2 separate regions of the Homo sapiens genome follow, and region 2 is linked to region 1. The links are chromatin contacts, found by Hi-C or POLR2A ChIA-PET in ENCODE. All regions are on one chromosome and are shown on one strand. The core of a region is the stretch at or near the end of the contact, and the rest is flanking DNA. Distances in the headings are between cores, read along the strand shown. Region 1 overlaps SLC38A2 (solute carrier family 38 member 2). Region 2 overlaps SLC38A4-AS1 (SLC38A4 antisense RNA 1).

The links. Hi-C counts contacts between places; a loop is a spot of excess contacts on that map. ChIA-PET counts read pairs that join two places held with the same protein, here RNA polymerase II (POLR2A).
Region 2: POLR2A ChIA-PET joins it to region 1 with 15 read pairs in activated T-cell. The contact joins two enhancer-like sites. A Hi-C loop is called at or near these places in 1 of 168 maps with a recorded cell type or tissue (HCT116). POLR2A ChIA-PET finds 5 or more read pairs at or near these places in 13 of 52 experiments (Caco-2, H1, HCT116 and 9 more).

Annotation. Positions count from the first base shown.
Region 1 is chr12:46,356,104-46,358,803 of GRCh38, forward strand. It overlaps SLC38A2 (solute carrier family 38 member 2), which reads right to left. Exons shown (of 16, transcript NM_018976.5): 16 at 2,085-2,700. Among named protein-coding and RNA genes, the nearest start is that of SLC38A2, 15 kb to the right of the region's middle. Within about 2 kb of position 1,433, at least 5 of the 41 ENCODE cell types and tissues checked have a DNase peak (open chromatin) inside an H3K27ac peak, as active enhancers do; they include HCT116 and PC-9, where a contact is called at or near this core.
Region 2 is chr12:46,454,420-46,457,311 of GRCh38, forward strand. The region is part of intron 2 of SLC38A4-AS1 (SLC38A4 antisense RNA 1); the gene reads left to right. The region is part of intron 1 of LOC124902923 (a long non-coding RNA gene); the gene reads right to left. Among named protein-coding and RNA genes, the nearest start is that of SLC38A4-AS1, 72 kb to the left of the region's middle. Within about 2 kb of position 1,537, at least 6 of the 41 ENCODE cell types and tissues checked have a DNase peak (open chromatin) inside an H3K27ac peak, as active enhancers do; they include HCT116 and PC-9, where a contact is called at or near this core.

The DNA of each region.
Region 1 (2,700 bases), core at 183-2,682:
CAGGACTTTCAGTGTTAAAACAGGACAGTTGGTCCCAGTTTTCTAGCCTATTTCTAGTGCATGACCATTGTACCTCTCCTCTGAAAACTATTCTGCCCACCATATGGGTAGGTCCTGGCAGCTATTTGTACTGTGTTACCCTGCCCACCAAACTACATTTGAGATTAGGGTGGAATCTTGACCCATTACTGGCCGATTTGTATTGAGAAATTGAACTGAAAACAAGAAGCTCAGAATCTAGTTGCATAGTTCTATAGTGAAATTTCACACATTTCTGTCATTGAGGTCTCTAAAACAAAGACAGTTTTTGATTTTTGGAAGCTGTTTATCTTTTAATTCTCTGAGGCATCCCAATCTTTTAAGGAGTTCTCTCCATCTGCCATTCTTGCTTAAACTAATTTAAACGGATTTTTTTGTTATCAGAAATTTGACTAAGCCAAATGTCCAGGTGTATTTCTAAATTTCTACGTCAAGACAAACAGCTCTGGTTCTTTATTTAGAAATGTTCCTAGAATATTCCTTAAGCTTAATGGAAATCTCTCTGGAATAGCTAGCTCCCTGGTTAGAGTACCGTATTTTTATATTCAGTGGACATGTCAACCCAATTTCTTTCCTTTCTCACTCCCTTCCTGCCTTCCTTCACTCCCAATTTTTTTTTTTTTTTTTTTTAACAGGGTCTCACTCTGTCACCCAGGCTAGAGTGCAGTGGCATGATCACGGCTCACTGCAGCCTTGACCTCCCTGGGCTTCCAAGTGGCAGGGACTACAGGTGCACACCACCTGGCTGATTTTTGTATTTTTTTGTAGAGATGGGGTTTCACCATGTTGCCCAGGCTGATCTTGAACTCCTGGGCTTCAGCAATCCACCCTCCTTGGCCTCCTAAAGTGCTGGGATTAGAGGCATGAGCCACCACGCCTGGCTTCACCCAGTATATTTCTAATTGTAGATAAATAAATTTGCATTCTGGTTCACTTTGGTAATTTTTTGTATTTTATTTATTTGAGACAAAGGGTTTCACTATGCTGTCCAGATTAGTCTCAAGCTCCTGGGCTCAAGTACTGCTATTGCCTAAGCCTCTGGAGTAGCTAGGACTACAGGTATGTCACCACGACCAGCTGGTATCATTTTTTTCTAAAAAATAGCACATTTGAAAGTGTATGGATTTTGTTAGAACTCGTCTGACACATAACCCTACCCTCTTTCCAATGAGCATGTTAGTTGCATATGGTAGGTGTTCAGTTAGAGCTTGCCTATGAATACTTGAAAATTCCACAAGTCATTCTTCAATTGATTTGTTGCAAATTCTGCTGCCTTTCCTAATCCTTCTCATTTGACCATCATTAGTAACTGCATATTAAGTTTCTTGGAGACGTTTCCTGACTTTGGAACTACCATCAGGCATACTTGACTATCCCAAGGTGTGGTCTTTTCTGTTTCAGCTCTGGTTATTTCATTTCACAAGCCTCAAGCTTTTCGGACTTATCAGTAGGCCATACCTAAACTAGCCTGTGTATCTTAGTAACCTTCCCACTTCCACTGTTGCTCAAGTAAAACCATGCTGTTACACGCACCAGCTTGTCCATTAATTCCTCTTTTCCTGTGACTTTTTCACCAAACTGAACATATCCCAACTTCTTTCCAGGCCACTTGATTGCTCCTGGAGTTTGTGCATCATTATCACCCGAGTGGCCTTCTTAAGTAAAAAACCAGATCCTGGGCTACCCTACAGCTGGACCTTTGCAATCAGACAAACTAGGCACGTTTCAGAAAGCTGTGGTTTTAAAAGGCTCTCCAGTTGATTCTGATACATTATTGACCTATTTATTTCCATCAGCAGGGCTGAGCCTGGGCTCTTATGATGCATTTTAGCATCTTCCCCCAACTCTCCAAGACTTTCCATTCCTTCTCACTTTGGAAACTTAGAATCTCTGGGAACCTAAACTTTTTTTCCTGACCATTCATCACAAACATATGGACACCTACTAGGTGCTAGGTACTGCAGTTACAATGCAATTTGCATTAGACACTGCCTATCCCATTACCTGAAAAAAACAAAACAAAACAAAACAAAAAACACTGCTACTCAGGATTAAGCATGTATTTATTTTAGTTCAGTTAAAACAAACATACATTGTTTCATTGAAACGGTGTAGCACTCTTTGCCAACAAGCCATACTAGAATTGTTGGCCTCTAACAGTACAGTGGGGATATTTACACTATATACACAAAGTTAATACACCCAGGTTCTCAAAGGTCTTCCATTACACTAGATCACATTTTATTTCATTACACTAGATCACATTTTGATTACTGCATTTTGAAAATGTATTCCTTATTTAAATTTTAAATAAGAGATCTGAATTTGTACCAAGATTTCATGAAAAAATTTGATGTTGTTTATTGCAAATACAATTTAAACAAGTTTTTTTTAGTGTTTGTACACAATTTGTCAATTTTTCAATATTCAATTTTCTGTACAGGTACTTTTGGGACAATTCTTATAGTTACATAATGTGAATTCATCAAAATGCAGTTAAGAAACTTACAGGAATATATACACTTGAACCCAAGACCCAAACCTGACATTATATACAACCTATTTACAAATACATATGGACAGACAATATATGTACATAGATTATCATAAATATTGAAAAATAGGTTAGCTTTAATGGATTAATGTTGTTCTATAAATAAC
Region 2 (2,892 bases), core at 287-2,786, 98 kb after region 1:
GTTTCTTAAAGTGAATTATTTTGTGAGAGGCTAGATTTCAGATATATATATATATATGGCTATGTATGTGTCTGTGTGTATATACATATATACATGTTTATACATATACAGATATACATAGATACATTTATTTAAAGTTAATCCTCTATAAGTCAGCCAACATAATGTTAATAACATAAACACACACACACATATATATGAATATTATTAACACTATGTTGGCTGACTTATAAAGGGTTGACTTTAAGCAAATTGAGTGTTGAACTTGATGGCCTTGACCATCTCTTGGATTTTTCCTGGGCTCATAATGATCAGAATATACATATTCCAGAAATAAAAATGTCCTTAGGGAATGACATGAAACCTTTAACACGAGTGACCCGTGGAAATGTTGATTATTGATGCCTTCCAGGTGCAGGAGGAAGAGAGACAATCTGCCAAGTGCCACATTCCGACATTAGTAGGTTTTTATGAGGGAGAAAGCAGGTAGAGAGCTGTCGAGTCACTAACACAAGGCCACACAAATGGCAAGTGGCAAGGATGAAATGAAGGCCCAGGTCCTTTGAGCTTCTTCTTCTTTTTTTTCTTTTAGACACAGAGTTTCATTCTGTCACCCAGGCTGGAGTGCAGATGCAGTGGCATGATGATAGTGCACTACAACTTGGAACTCCTGGGCTCAAGCCATCTTCCCTCCACTGCCTCCAAGTAGCTGGGGACTACAGGTGAACACCATCCTGCCTGGCTTTGAGCTTCTCTTTAACTACTTGCTCTCTCTACCACACGCTGACATGGTTTCCTGTTTCTATAAGAGCTGACAACCCTTTCTTGGATTTGCAAGGTTAAGATAGAGCATAACAGAACTTTGCCCACTGCTTAAATAGTTATTAAGTGGGACTATCACTTCATCCACTGATGGGAGATGGTAGGAAAGGGGTGATGCTTTTGAGAAGCTAAGTAGGGTGAAAAGCTGTGCTGGAAGAAATTGGTTTCTGGCATTATATTCAGGAATATAGCAATTTATTTGCAAAACAAGTGTTAGTGGGGTGTCGTAGAGGGCAGGGATGAGAGAACTTAAGGGTTGGATTTTCTCTCAAAGGTGCTTCGTTTGGCTGAAGCCTGTTTCCTCCCAGATAATTTTAGTATTGGACAGGCTCGTGATGGATATATTTCCAGGTGTCTACTTTAGAGATCTATGTAGAGATCTACTCTTTTTCCTCCAACATGTTCTGAAGTTCTCCAGTCTATCAGACCAGCATTCTTTCTGCTGCAATTTAAGCTTACTTCCTCTCCTACTTCTGTTTAAACTGATAACCTTGCCCAACACTGGTTAATCCCAAGAAAGATATTGGGACAAAGGTATCTATTGGAACACTCTCTTTTGGCTTAGTTGTCTTCATAATTCCTCTTGTAGGTGACTGGTTATCTTGATCTCTCCCACAATTGGTTTGGAAGCCTGCTCAGCAGCCCCTGTCACTCAACTCTCAAAGATCACTTTTGTTTTCAAGCAAATACTAAAACAGGTGGAACCTGCCACCAGTAATATGACCCACTGAGTAGAGAAGGTGACTCAGTCTTGGCAGCTCAAGTCAGGCTTGGGAGAGGTGACTGTGGGAATCCAAATGAACGGCTTATTTCCAAAGAATGTGCAAAATTCCAGTGTCAAAAATGTGAACAATTCAGTGCAACTGGACACACCTGACACACCTCTGCAGTCTTCCTCACACAAAGCCACCTGCTCTAAGTCAGCTTCAGGAGAATCTTGTTTTCTAGCACCCACAGGAGCAGTTCCTACAACTCAAGGGAGAGTTCAGATGGAAGGAGTGTTTGCTCCAAGGCTTGATATGCAGCTCAGAGTTGGAAGAAGAGTTTCCAGTGAAGCCCATGATGAAAGTTGATTATGAAACACTGATGTTTCTCACTTTTTTTACACTTTCATTTTGCTGACCTGTTATCAGTAATTTACGTGTTCCTCAGTGTCAAAAAACATGAATAGTTCTTATAGCCTTGCTTCCCTCTCTTCCAAGTCTCAGAGCTTCTGCTGGGTCAGGTTAACCCAAGCTCAAAAAAATCTTGGAGTTTTTCCAGGTAGTCAGTTCTTTCTGCTCAGCTGCCACCATGACTTCTTAAATTTATATAAAGGAAGAATAATCTAGTGGGGAAAAACTTGGCTGTATTAAGAGAAGACATGAGTTTGAAGCCAAGTTTCATTAAGTTGATAATTATGTGACTTTATCTCCTTTGAGAAAGCTGCTTTGTCTCCTAGTACATCTGGTTTTAATTTTGTATGATACAGATAAGATACTGGTCACATGGTGATGTACAAGGATGCTCTGAAAATGAAATAAGGCATACTAAGCTCCAAGACTCTTTTGATATAAATCCTACATAAAGTCAGCAGATTGAGGTTATCATTATAATGATGTAAGTGGTTGTAAATGCTCACCAAGGCTTAACTACATAAACACAGGGAAGAGGAAGAGAGACTTTTTTTTAGTTAAAAAGAATAAGTGGCCAACACCCCAACCCCCTTTTTTTATTTTTACGGTGTGTGTACATTAACATTTCTAAATTACTCAATTCCTTCTTGTGAAGGTTTTGCTAAAACCTGTAAGTTTAGACTATCTGGTGAAAAATCATATCCTCTTGTTATTGATGTTTTAAAACTTTTAAGTATTTTGACCTAAATGCTAAAGAACAAAGTCAATTGTTCAACTAAAAAGGCAGAATGTAAATATTTATTTGGCTTAGGTACTCTCGGAGCATCTATTTTCACAATCAAAATACTTCCTCCCAAATATTTGAGAAAGAGTTATAATATGGCTCTTTGAAAAGCGTGGGAAATTAAGGATGAAATAAAAACGTGACTATAGACTTCCTCAATTTTGAATAAGA